Linked DNA regions of Homo sapiens: region 2 is linked to region 1. A link is an interaction called in ENCODE POLR2A ChIA-PET data of the cell type or tissue named here. Cell type or tissue: HCT116. All regions are shown on one strand. Links, peaks and the distances in the headings refer to the core of each region. The heading gives the core; the rest is flanking DNA.

Region 1 (6,489 bases), core at 1,383-6,382:
ATGAAGACTGTTGTTTTTACCTAAATCTATCTGGCCTGGTATATGACAACATAAAAACACTCAAGGACAGAGCCCAGAAACTCGCCAGTCAAGCAAATAATTATGCTGAACCACTTTGGGCACTCTCTAGTTGGATATCCTGGGTCCTCCCTTAGTCCTTAAATACCTGTTTTTCTCCTTCCCTTATTCAGACCTTGTATCTTCCGTTTAGTTTCTCAATTCCTACAAAACCACACCCAGGCCATCAGCAATCATTCTATATGACAAATGCTCCTTCCAACAACCCCACAATATCATCCCTTACCCCAAAATCTTTCTTCAGTTTAATCTCTCCCACTCTAGGTTCCCACGCCACCCCTAATCCCACTCGAAGCAGCCCTGAGAAACATTGCCCATTATCTCTCCATACCACCCCCCCAAAAACTTTTTGCCACCCCAACACTTCACCACTATTTTGTTTTGTTTTTCCTATTAATATAAGAAGACAGTAATGTCAGGCCTCTGAGCTGAAGCTAAGCCATCATAACCCCTGTGACCTGCACGTATACATTCAGATGGCCTGGAGCAACTCAAGAACCACAAAAGAGGACATTTCACTATTGTGATTTGTTCCTGCCCCACCCCAACTAATCAATCAATCAACCTTGTGACATTCCTTCTCCTGGACAATGAGTCTCATGATCTCCCCACCGCACCTTGTGACCCCGCCCCTGCCCCCAAGAGATAACCACCTTTAACTGTAATTTTCCACTACCTACCCAAATCCTATAAAACTGCCCCACCCCATCTCCCTTTGCTGACACTCTTTTTGGACTCAGTCCACTTGCACCCAAGGGAAATAAGCAGCCTCGTTGCTCACACAAAGCCTGTTGGTGGACTCTCTTCACATGGGTGTGTGTGACAGGATAGTCCTATTCTACCCTCCTTGCAATAGTCTTTTTGAATAAAGTCTTCCCTTGCTAAATTCAGATTTGTTTTTTATTTGACAGAGTAATGGTCGGTGCACATAAAAGACTAAGCATGCACAAAAGTGTGCACACAAAGATAAAGGCTGGGTGTGTGCACTTGAGGAGGCTGTGCTCAGTGTATGTGTGTGTGTGTGTGTTTATGGGTACTGGTGGTAGGTGGTTTTTGAGTTGCATATGCATCTGAGAGTCCAGATAGTCTCTGAATGTAAAGAAAGCTTGGTCTTGTCTGGGCTTGTCTGGGCTTGCCCCCTGAGCGGATGAGACACACCCCGTCTCAGCCTATTTGAATAACGGCAAAGTGTTAAGCCAATTCTCAGGGAGGAAACAATCTTGCAAATACAATATCATCTTGGGGCTGGAGGAGAGAAGAATCTGCCACAGGTCTGCCAGTGGAAGTGTTTGCCTTCTCTGGGTCTTGTGTGGTCCCATCAGAGAACCAGGGTATATAAGACAGACACCAGAGAACAGCTTCACTAAGACCAGAAGACCCCAGCACCCTCTTCCAGAATGCCCTGGGTCTTGCATGGCCCCCATGGGGAAACCAGGGTATATATGAGAAAGACGTCAGAGAACAGTTTCACTAAGACTGGAAGAGCTTACTTCCCTCTTCCAGAATGCAGTATTTGGAGCAGGAGAATCTGCTCTTTAATAGCTTTCAGCTACACAGGTTTCAGTTCCTCAAAGGCTGCACTTCTGACGTTGAGAAGTCAGAACATAGTAATATCTGCATGAACATTGCAGCATTACTATTTTTTTTTAAATTTTACTTTAAGTTCTGGGATACATGTGTAGAATGTGCAGACTTGTTCCATAAGTATACATGTGCCATGGTGGTTTGCTGCACCTATCAACCCATCATCTAGGTTTTAAGCCCCACATGCATTAGGTATTTGTCCTAATGCTCTCCCTCCCCTTGCCCCCCAACCCCTGACAGGCCCCGGTGTGTGATGTTCCTTTCCCTGTGTCCATGTATTCTCATTGTTCAACCCCCACTTATGAGTGAGAACACGCGGTGTTTGGTTTTCTGTTCCTGTGTTAGTTTGCTGAGAATGATGGCTTGGCTTCCAGCTTCATCCATGTCCCTACAAAGGACATGAACTCATTCTCTTTTATGGCTGCATAGTATTCCATGGTGTATATGTGCCACATTTTCTTTGTCCAGTCTGTCACTGATGGGCATTTGGGTTGGTTCCAAGTCTTTGCTATTGTGAATAGTGCCATTGCAGAATTATTTATAATAGCCAAGACATGAAAACAACATAAGTGTCCATTAATGAAAGAATAGATAAAGAAAGTATGGTCTACAGACACATTGGAATACTATTTCATCTTACAAGAGAAGAAAATCCTGACATTTGGGACAATATGGATGAACCTGGAGGACATTAGGCTAAGTGAAATAAGCCAGACACAGAAAGGCAAATACTGCGTGATCTTACTTATACGTGTAAGAGTTAAAGAAAGAGAAAAGAAACACGAAAAGGGGCTCAACAGTCAAAGACGGGTTTATTTTGGAGAATAAACCTGAGAGGGGCTTCTGGCCAATTTTGGTCAAGAGTGCTCTCTCTTACAGATTAAAAGTATATATTGGTTTTAGGGTGAGGGGGCTTATCACAAGCTTGGAATGTTTCTGTGTGGAGGAGAGGTTTATGGCGGGGGGTTGGAATGTCTCTGGTCACAGGGGAGGTTATCTTGGGGCTGACATCTTCCCAGCCAGAAAGGAGGTTATCTTGGGGCTGGAATGTCTGTGGTTGAGGATGTTATTTGTGGTTTATGGTCATAGTGACCTTAGCCATTAGGCTGATGCCATTTGGATTTAGGCAGTTTTTTGATCAAGATGAAACTTTTTTTTTTTTTTTTTTTTGGGATGGACTCTCTCTTTGTTGCCCAGGCTGGATGCAGTGGTGTGATCTCAGCTCACTGCAACCTCTGCCTCCCGGGTTCATGCCATTCTCCTGCCTCAGCCTCCTGAGTAGCTGGGACTACAGGCACCCGCCACCACGCCTGGCTAATTTTTTTGTATTTTTAGTAGAGACGGGGTTTCACCATGTTAGCCAGGCTGGTCTCAATCTCCTGACCTCATGATCCGCCCACCTTGGCCTCCCAAAGTGCTGGGATTATAGGTGTGAGCCACCCCGCCCAGCTCTGATCAAGATGAAACTTAAAATGGCAGCACTTGTCCAAGATGGTGATACTCCTGTTCTGTCAATATGGGGAATCTTTAAAAAAAAAAACAAAGCCAAACTCTTAGACAGAGAGTAGAACTGTGGTTACCAGGGAATAGGGGTAGGAGGAAATGAGCAGATATTGGGGCACAAATATGTGGGCTCTCTGGAGGCTTGCGAGCTATTAAGGAGTGGGTTTACCCCAAATTGGAAAATGTGGGCTCTGCGTTCAAATAGCCTCACTTGGGTCTTAGGGCTGGTAAGGTTTGCTGGAAATTTGCATGTGCATTGTACATACACACACCAGCATGATATTTAAATCAGTATTATGAGAATTTTAAAGAGATACAGTTTTCCTATCTCAGCACAACAGACTCATGAAGCATTTACCATCACCCTTAAAAAAGACCACACACAAAGTGTGGTCGGTTAATTGGTGAATTACGTAGATTCATCAAAACACCAGTTCCTCCTTTGTGCAGGCTAAATTTATGACAGTGGACATCTCTGGTCTCTATCCTGTTAATCTGGATGTCCGAGTTTAATGCTAAATTTCAAAAGATGAGGCTGGGCACAGCAGCTCATGCCTGTAATCCTAGCTCTTTGGGAGGCCAAGGTGGGTGGGTCACCTGAGGTCAGGAGTTCAAGACCAGCCTGGCCAACATGGTGAAACCCAGTCTTTACTAAAAATACAAAAAAAAAAAAAAAAAAAAAAATAGCCAGACTTGTTGTGATCTTGGCTCACTGCGACCTCTGCTTCCTGGGTTCAAGCGATTCTCCTGCCTCAGCCTCCCAGGTAGCAGGGACTACAGGCGCCTGCCATCATGCCTGGCTATTTTTTTTTTTTTTGTATTTTAGTAGAGATAGGGTTTTGCCATATAAGCCAGGCTGGTCTTGCCCTTATTACCCTTCTGACCAAGCCGAGGCGGGTGATCCTTCCCCTCTCTCAGCTGGGACAGGTGAATCACCCGTCTTGGCCTCCCAAAGTGCTGGGAACAAGCATGAGTCACCGCTCGTGGTCCTGTTAATGGACATTGAATTTCCTTTTGAGGAGGTGGACAAGATGGTGATTAACTGTTAACGGACTTTGAATTTTCTTTTTTCTTTCTTTTCTCTCTCTCTCTCTTTTTTTTTTTTTTGGAGATGGAGTCTCGCTTTGTTGCCTAGGCTGGAGTGCAGTGGTGTGATGATCTTGGGTCACTGCAACCTCTGCCTCCCAGGTTCAAGCAATTCTCCTGCCTCAGACTCCTGAGCAGCTGGGACCACAGGTGCCCACCACCACGCCTGGCTAATTTTTTTCTATTTTTATAGACATGGGGCTTCACCACGTTGGCCAGGCTGGTCTCAAACTCCTGACCTCAGCTGATTCACCTGCTTTGGCCTCCCAAAGTGCTGGGATTACAGGTGTGAGCCACTGCGCCTGGCCTTGTATTTTCTTTTCTATAAAACCCTGTGTATACACTCTTTTTTCAAAAATTGAGGTGAAAATCATGTAACATCAAATAATCCTTCCTTCCTTCTTCCCTCCTTCCCTCCTTCTCTCTCTCTCTTTGTCTCTTTCTTTCTTTTTTTTCTTTATATTCCTTTGTCACCCTAGGTGGAGTGCCACATGAACATAGCTCACTGCAGACTCCTGGATTCTAGCCTCCTGCCTCAGCCTTCCTGTTAATGGACATTGAATTTCTTTTTCTTTCTCTCTTTTTTTTTTTTTTGGAAATGGAGTCTCACTCTGTTGCCCAAGCTGGAGTGCAGTGGCACGATCTTGGCTCACTGCAACCTCTGCCTCCCAGGTTCAAGCGATTCTCCTGCCTCAGCCTCCCGAGTAGGTGGGATTACAGGCAGGCGTGGTGGTGGATGCCTGTAATCCCAGCTACTCGAGAGGCTGAGGCAGGAGAATCACTTGAACTCGGGAGGTGGAGGTTGCAGTGAGCTGAGACCGTGCCACTGCATTCCAGCCTGGGTGACAAGAGCGAAACTCCATCTCAAAAAACAAACAAAGAAACAAAAAATCAAAACAAACAAAGAAAAAAGAAAATAGAACTGATTCAAATGACGGTTAAGCACCTGAAGAAAAGTTCTGGACTGGTAGAAACACAAGGAAACCCTCAAAGACTGTATATCTAAAAAATTCTATTTTATATTCCTGTGAACAGTTTTAATCCTATGTGGTAGATTAATGTAAGTTAGTTTATACAATACATATTTTTCCTTTTTGACTGGCTTATTTCATTGAGTATAATGTCCTCAAACTAGTCATGCCTTCCTAACTATCCCCCAAAGTCTTAACTCATTTCAGCATTAACTCAAAAGTCCACAGTCCAAAATCTCATCTGAGACAAGGCACGTCCCTTCTGTGAGCCTGTAAAATCAAAAGCAAGTTAGTTACTTCCTATATACAATGGGGTACAGGCGTTGGATATACCCATTCCAAATGGGAGAAACTGGACAAACGAAGGGGCTGAAGGTCCCCTGCAATTCCAAAATCCAGTGGGGCAGTTAAATCTTTTTTTTTTTTTTGAGACAGAGTGTCGCTCTGTCACCCAGTCTGGAGTACAGTGGCTCGATCTCGGCTCACTGCAACCTCTGCCTCCCGGGTTAAAGCGATTCTCCTGCATCAGCCTCCAAGTCGCGGGGACTACAGGCGCACGCTGCCACGCCTGGCTAATTTTTTTTTTTTTGTATTTTAGTAGAAACGGGGTTTCACCATATTGCCCAGGCTGGTCTCGAACTCTTCAGCTCAGGCAATCTGCTCGCCTCGGCCTCCCAAAGTGTTAGGATTATAGGCATGAGCCACTGTGCCTGGCCAGGCAGTCAAATCTTTTTTTTTTTTTTTTTTTAATTATACTTTAAGTTCTAGGGTACATGTGCACAACGTGCAGATTTGTTACATATGTATATATGTGCCGTGTTGGTTTACTGCACCCATTAATTTGTCATTTACATTAGGTATTTCTCCTAATGCTATCCCTCCCCCCCTCCCCCGACTCCACACTCCACGACAGGCCCCGGTGTGTGATGTTCTCCTCCCTGTGTCCAAGTATTCTCATTGTTCAATTTCCACCTATGAGTGAGAACATGCGGTGTTTGGTTTTCTGTCCTTGCAATAGTTTGCTCAGAATGATGGTTTCCAGCTTCATCCATGTCCCTATGAAGGACATGAACTCATCCGTTTTTATGGCTGCATAGTATTCCATGGTGTATATGTGCCACATTTTCTTAATCCAGTCTATCATTGATGGACATTTGGGTTGGTTCCAAGTCTTTGCTATTGTGAATAGTCAGGCAGTCCAATCTTAAAGCTGCCAGATAATCTCCTTTGACTCTGTGTCTCACATCCAGGTCACGCTGATGTAAGT
Region 2 (6,489 bases), core at 669-5,668, 66 kb after region 1:
CCCGCCTCGGCCTCCCAAAATGCTGGGATTACAGGCATGAGCCACTGCGCCTGGCCCACATCTTTATCATTATCTCAGTGTCCTCAGTCAGAAGTCCAGGTACAGATTCACGTCTGTAATCCCAGCACTTTGGGAGGCTGAGGCAGGCGAGTCACCTGAGGTCGGGAGTTTGAGACCAGCCTGGCCAACATGGTGAAACCCTGCCTCTACTAAAAATACAAAAATTAGTTGGGCGTGGTGGCAGGTGCCTGTAATCCCAGGTACTGGGAGGCTGAGGCGGGAGAATGGCTTGAACCTGGGAGGTGGAGGTTGCAGTCAGCCAAGATCGCGCCATTGCACTCCAGCCTGGACGACAAGAGTGAAACTCCGTCTAAAAAAAAAAAAAAGTTCAGGTAGACGGACAGTTTAATTGAGCATTGTGCTGTGGGTCTCAAGACTACAGTTCATATGTCGACTGCACTACATTCTTTCCCGGAGTTTGCAGTCCTTTTCCAAGCTCAGCTGGTTGTTGGCAGAATTCGGTTCCTTGTGGTGGTAAGATTGAGGCCCTCGGCTTTTAGAGGCTTCTTGCCGTTCTGTGCCATATGACCCTTTCCATAGGCAGTTCACAGCTGGCAATGTGCTTCTTCAAGGCCATCAGGGAACCTCTCATTCCAGTCTGATAGTCCTATATAATGTAACCTAATCAAGGGAGTGATAGCCCATCACCTTTGCCATCTTTTAAATTTTTATTTTTATTTTTTTAAATTGAGACAGCATCTCGTTCTGTTGCCCAGACTAGAGTGCAGTGGTGTGATCATAGCTCACTGCAGCCTCAAACTTCTGGACTCAAGCAGTCCTTCCACCTCAGCCTCCTGAGTAGCTGGGACTACAGGCATGTGCTACCACGCCTGGCTAATTTTTAAAATTTTTTGTAGGCCGGGTGCAGTGGCTCACACCTATTATCCTAGCACTTTGGGAGGCCGAGGCAGACGGATCACCTGAGGTTAGGAGTTTGAGACCAGCCTGGCCAACATGGCAAAACCCCATCTCTACTAAAACTATAAAAATTAGCTGGGCGTGGTGGCACATGCCTGTAATCCCAGCTACTCAGGAGGTCCAAGCAGGAGAATTGTTTAAGCCTGGGAGGTGGAAGTTTCAGTGAGCCGAAATCACGCCACTGCACTCCAGCCTGGGCAACAGAGTGAGAGTCTGTCTCAAATAAAATAAAATAAAATAAAATAAAATAAAATAAAATAAAATAAAATAAAATAAATTTTTTTGTAGAGCCAAGGTCTTGCTATGTTGCCCAGGCCAGTCTTGAACTCCTGAACTCAAGCGATCCTCCTGCTTCAGCTTCCTGAGTAGCTGGGACTACAGGCGTGTGCCACCACACCTGGCTAAGTTTTTAAATTTTTTGCAGAGCCAGGGTCTTGCCATGTTGCCCAGGCTGGTCTTGAACTCCTGAACTCAAGTGATCCTTCTGCCTCAGCTTCCTGAGTAGCTGGGATTACAGGCATGCGCCACCATGCCTAGCTAACTTAAAAAAAAATTTTTGTAGAGATGCGATCTCACTATGTTGCTCAGGCTGGTTTCCAATTCCTGGGCTCAAGCAGTCCTCCCGCGTTGGCCTCCCAAAGTGCTAGGATTACCGGTGCAAGCCACCACACACCTGGCCATCTTTGTCATCTTCTATTGGTTAGAAGCAAGTCAGGTTCTGCTGGAACTCAAGGAGAGGGGATTATACAAAGGCTTGGATGCCAGGAGGTAGGAATTTTTGGGAAATCACCCCAGGGTCTGTACACCACAAAGGCATCCCCAGGAAATGTGAGAAGAGGTATGGGTAGGAACTAATACAGGGTGTATTAGTGCACAGGTGTCTGCTATGGGCTATCCCATTGGGGACTTTGGGGTGACTGTGTAGACTATGCCTTGGAGTTGTCCCACCCTGGGGACAGGGAAGCCGGGTATTTATCCACTAAATCCCATCCATCATTGGTTAAATGCTGCTCCTTGTGGTGTTAATGATGGAAACTCTCTATTGCCTATAACTGACACCACAATTCTTTACACTGGCATTTACAATTTCCCCTTGCCCTGCCTCATTTTCCTCTGTGACCCCTGCCATGGTCACCCTCCACTGCAGCCTTAGACTAGCGATGGCCCTGAATTTCCTCCCTGTTCACTGAGATCTTCCTGATCCTCATCCAGCCTTCCATGGCCTCAGACCACTGAGCTCTCTCCCGTTGCAGAAATCCTGCAGAACATTTTTCCTGGACCCCTTACTGGGTGTAGGGGACCCCAGAATAACTCATGTCCAGGCTCCTTTTTTTGAGGATCCTCTGGGATGGGTGGAGGAGTCACAGCTGGACAAGATGCTTTTAGTTCTATGTGGTCAGGGCTGGAAGAATGGAGCCCCAGGGATGGAGCCCAGGAATGGAGGAGATGGGATGTGGGTGAGATTCAGAAAAAGCTTTATGGAGGAAGGCTGAGCTTATCTTTTTGTCTCCTTACCCCAAAACCTCCCTCCCAACTTTGATGCTGGAGCCTGCTGTTCCTTCTCTGATCAGAATCCTCTCTCTTCATGTCTCACCCCTGTCCTAACAGGGGTGCTATGAATCCACTCTTCTGGCCCCCACCATTAGATCACTGATGTGATCTAACCACATCAGTCTCCTGCTGAAAGACCTCCAATGTTTGAGATATATATATATATATATATATGAAACTTAATGGTTCCATTTCTCTGGAGAATCCTGACTAATACAGATTTTGGTACCAAGAGTTGTTCTAAACTGGGTGTGATGGCTCATGCTGGAAATCTCAGCATTCTGGGAGGCTGAGGCAGGAGGATCGCTTGAGGCCAGGAGTTCAAACCAGCCTAGGCAACACAGTGAGACCTCATCTCCAAAAAAATTTTTTTAATTAGCCAGGTGTGGCTGGGTGCGGTGGCTCATGTCTGTAATCACAGCACTTTGGGAGGCCGAGGTGGGCGGATGAAGAGGTCAAGAGATCGAGACCATCCTGGCCAACATCATGAAACCCCATCTCTACTAAAAATACAAAAATTAGCTGGGCATGGTGGCACGTGCCTGTAGTCCCAGCTACTCGGGAGGCTGAGAAGGGAGAATCACTTGAACCTAGGAGGTGGAGGTTGCAGTGAGCCGAGATAATGCCACTGCACTCCAACCTGGCAACAGAGCAAGACTCCATCTCACAAAAAAAAAAAAAAAAAAAAAAAAAAAAAAAATTAGCCAGGTGTGGAAGCGTGTACCTGTAGTTCTAGCTGTTTGGAAGGCTGAGATGGGAGAATCCCTTAAGCCAAAGAGTTTGAGGCTGCAGTGAGCGATGATTATGCCATTGCAATCCAGCCTGGGTCACAGAGTGAGACCCCAACTCAAAAAAAAAAAAAAAAAGTGGTTCTAGAGGAAGAATGAGCTTTCTGAATTGCTTCTCGTTCTTCTGAAATTGGCTCTCTAATCTGATTAAACTGAAAGAGGCTAATGACTCTTTACAGTAGTAAGAGAGCACTGGTGGTCCATGGCATGATCTGGCAATAGAGAGATGCAGATATCACCACTGTATACTCCTAATTAACTATCTATAAGAAGCAAAGATCTTGTCACTGTGTATTTGATACTTCTGAGAAGTTTTGAAAATCGAATGAATATAATGAGATTGGCTGGCTCCTCCTAATGTCACTGGATAGAGTGCTGAGAGAAGAGGATGAACTTAGGGATTTGAATTCCCAGCTCAAGCACTGCATAAGTAACCTGACATCTTCTATGTGTGCCCTAAAGGACATCCTTGTCTCCTGTAGCCTCAGGGCTGAGAGTGGTGAAAAGCAAACACAGAATCTTATTCTGTGATTGGCCGGATTTCAGGGCAAGTTGGACTCCCAGCTTCCAAGGATGTCTACTGATAAACTGAGGGCATTGATTAGTATCAATGGTATCCTGTAAGAATAGTATCCTGGAAACTGGAATTGGGATATGTGGGAAGACAAGGATGAAGTTGAGGACATGGAGCACCTAAATTCTGAGTCTTGTTTGCCGCTGGAAAGGCCTCTACCTTCCCCTCCTTGGTTCTGTTTCTCTGGAGAACCCTGACTAACATGACTGGCTTGAATCTGGATCCAAATGTAATCCCAGCACTTTGGGAGGCTGGCATGGTGGCTCACATCTGCAATCCCAGCACTTTGGGAGGTGAAGGAGAGCGGGTCACTTGAGCCCAGGAGTTCAAGACCAGCCTGGGCAACATAGCGAAACCCCGTCTCTACAGAAAATACAAAAATAAGCTGGGTGTGGTGGCGCATGCCTGTAATCCCAGCTACTTGGAAGGCTGAGGCAGGAGAATCACTTGAGGCAACATGGTTTTATACATACGTGAAGGAGATACACCTTCTACCCCTTGGAGATACCTTCAAAATATTCAAGGGGGCATGTGAAATGGGATGATATCTGAAACAATATCAAATTTAGAAAGAGGGTAGTTGATAAAGTCAGCAAGGCAGGACATTGAAACTATTGAATTTAAGTGATGGATTTATGGGTATTTCTTAGACTATTGTCCTCTCCTTTTGGAAGGAGAGGAAAGTTTGCACACTGGATTTGTTGGATGCATTTCCTACTAAAAAAAAATCAATAAATATTTTCCCTTTACACTCTCTACGCCTACTGCTGTTTTTTCTTAAGCTATTGGATACACTAGGTTGCTTGTCCTGTAGATTTTTCCAGTGTGATTTCACCCTTGCAGTGTCATTGCACGTATTCTTCTATCCCCTAACCCTGTAAACCAGAGCTTGGCAAATATTTTCTATAAAGGGCCCAATACTAAATACTTTTGGCTCTGTGAGTTATGCAGTCCCTGTCACGGCAACTTAATCCTTCCATTTAAGTGCAAAAGCTGTCATAGACAGTATACAAATAGACGGGAGTCACTGTAGACCAATAAAAATCTTTATGGATGCTGGAATTTTAATTGCATATACTTTTTGTGTTATAAAATATTATTCTTCTTTTGACTTAAAAATGTGAAACTATTCTTAACTTGTGAGCTGTACAAAAATTGGAGGTGGGGCAGGATTGTGTCCACGGGCCAGTTTGCTGACCCCTGCTGTAAGCTGGTAATCTGAACATAAGACTTGATCAGAGTCGGGTTCAATTCTGGGAGACAGAGGGAGATTTAAATACCCTGTAAGGGAGATTAAAACGCCCTGTGGGTGAAGCTAGACTCTGGGGAATTGGTTTTATTAAGGAAATGTCATTTCGTTGAACGTGATCATGGCGGCATGGTTTTATACGTACATGGAGGAGATATACCTTTTATCCCTTGGAGATACATTCAAAATATTCAAGGGGGGATGTGAAATGGGATGATATCTGAAATAATATCAAATTTAGAAAGAGGGTAGTTGATAAAGTCAGCGTGGCAGGACATTGAAACTATTGAAATGAAGTGATGAATTTATGGGAGTTTCTTAGACAATTTTCCTCTTTTTTGTGCATGTTCATAAATTGCCCTAATAATTTATTTATTTTTTTGAGACAGGGTTTCACCCCTGTTGCCCAGGCTGGAGGGCAGTGGCACAACCTTGGCTCACTGCAACCTCCGCCCCTGCCAGGCTTAAGCGATTCTCCTGCCTCAGCCTCCCGAGTAGCTGGGACTGCATGTGCATGCCACCACACCCAGCTTATTTTTGTATTTTTTGTAGAGACAGGGTTTTGCGATGTTGCCCAGGCTGGTCTTGAAGTCCTGGGCTCAAGTGATCCGCCCTCCTTGGCCTCCCAAAGTGCTGGGATTACAGATGTGAGCCACCGTGCCCGGCCCTAATAAGTTTTTGTAAAAATCTCTAGGCATTAACAATTTTTAAAAAGTATTCTAATGGTCTTCCATTAGAAATCTTCCATTACACTTAAAATAAAATTCTAATGGCTTATACAAAGTCCTTCCTCTTCTGTCTCCTCCACCCCTCTGGCCACTGCTCACTGCACCCCGCCCTCCTCCTCACTCTTCACCTCTGGACTCCAGAGACTCTGGGTTTCCTTTGATTCCTGGATGTCTTCAAGCTCCTTCCTGCTTCAGAGCCTCTGCACAAGCTGCTCCCTTTGCCTAGAGCCCTCGGCCCTCCAGTCTTTGTTTTATCAACTCAAAGGTTAAATGTCAGAATCCTTTGCATTCCCAAATCCTGGTCATGAGCCATGTTATCTAAGGATATTCAAGGATTCCAAACTCAAATGCTTACAGGGGCCAAGTAATTGGTGTAAACATGTAAAGTAAGCTGGATTCTGTTTTTAACACTCATAGGCACACACCTTGATTATTTAAAATATAGAAAACATTCTTTATTTGCCACAAAGGACTGTTATGGCAGACAGAATAAGGCAATTTCTCCCCAACCCCACACCTCAAGATGTCCACATCCTACTCCTTAGGATCTATGGATATGTTTGTTTCCTTACACAGCAAAAGAGATTTAGTAGATGTGATTAAGTAAAGGACCTTATCCTG

What was found. ChIA-PET counts read pairs that join two places held together with the same protein. Peaks named below come from ENCODE experiments on the same cell type or tissue, not always from the same donor. Only the 100,000 strongest peaks of a DNase experiment are listed, where the experiment ranks them.
Region 2: POLR2A ChIA-PET joins it to region 1 with 7 read pairs; 6 of 35 experiments call an interaction of 5 or more read pairs at or near these places.

Annotation. Positions count from the first base shown.
Region 1 is chr19:6,576,398-6,582,886 of GRCh38, forward strand. It overlaps a transcript of CD70 not described here. Among named protein-coding and RNA genes, the nearest start is that of CD70, 12 kb to the right of the region's middle. RefSeq lists enhancers at 735-1,419, 1,040-1,539, 2,789-3,471, 3,433-3,492. In HCT116, for the core only: no CTCF peak of the experiment used is centred there; a DNase peak (open chromatin) is centred at 4,114; H3K4me3 peaks cover 387 bases; H3K27ac peaks cover 679 bases.
Region 2 is chr19:6,643,380-6,649,868 of GRCh38, forward strand. No RefSeq gene overlaps it. Among named protein-coding and RNA genes, the nearest start is that of TNFSF14, 24 kb to the right of the region's middle. In HCT116, for the core only: no CTCF peak of the experiment used is centred there; no DNase peak of the experiment used is centred there.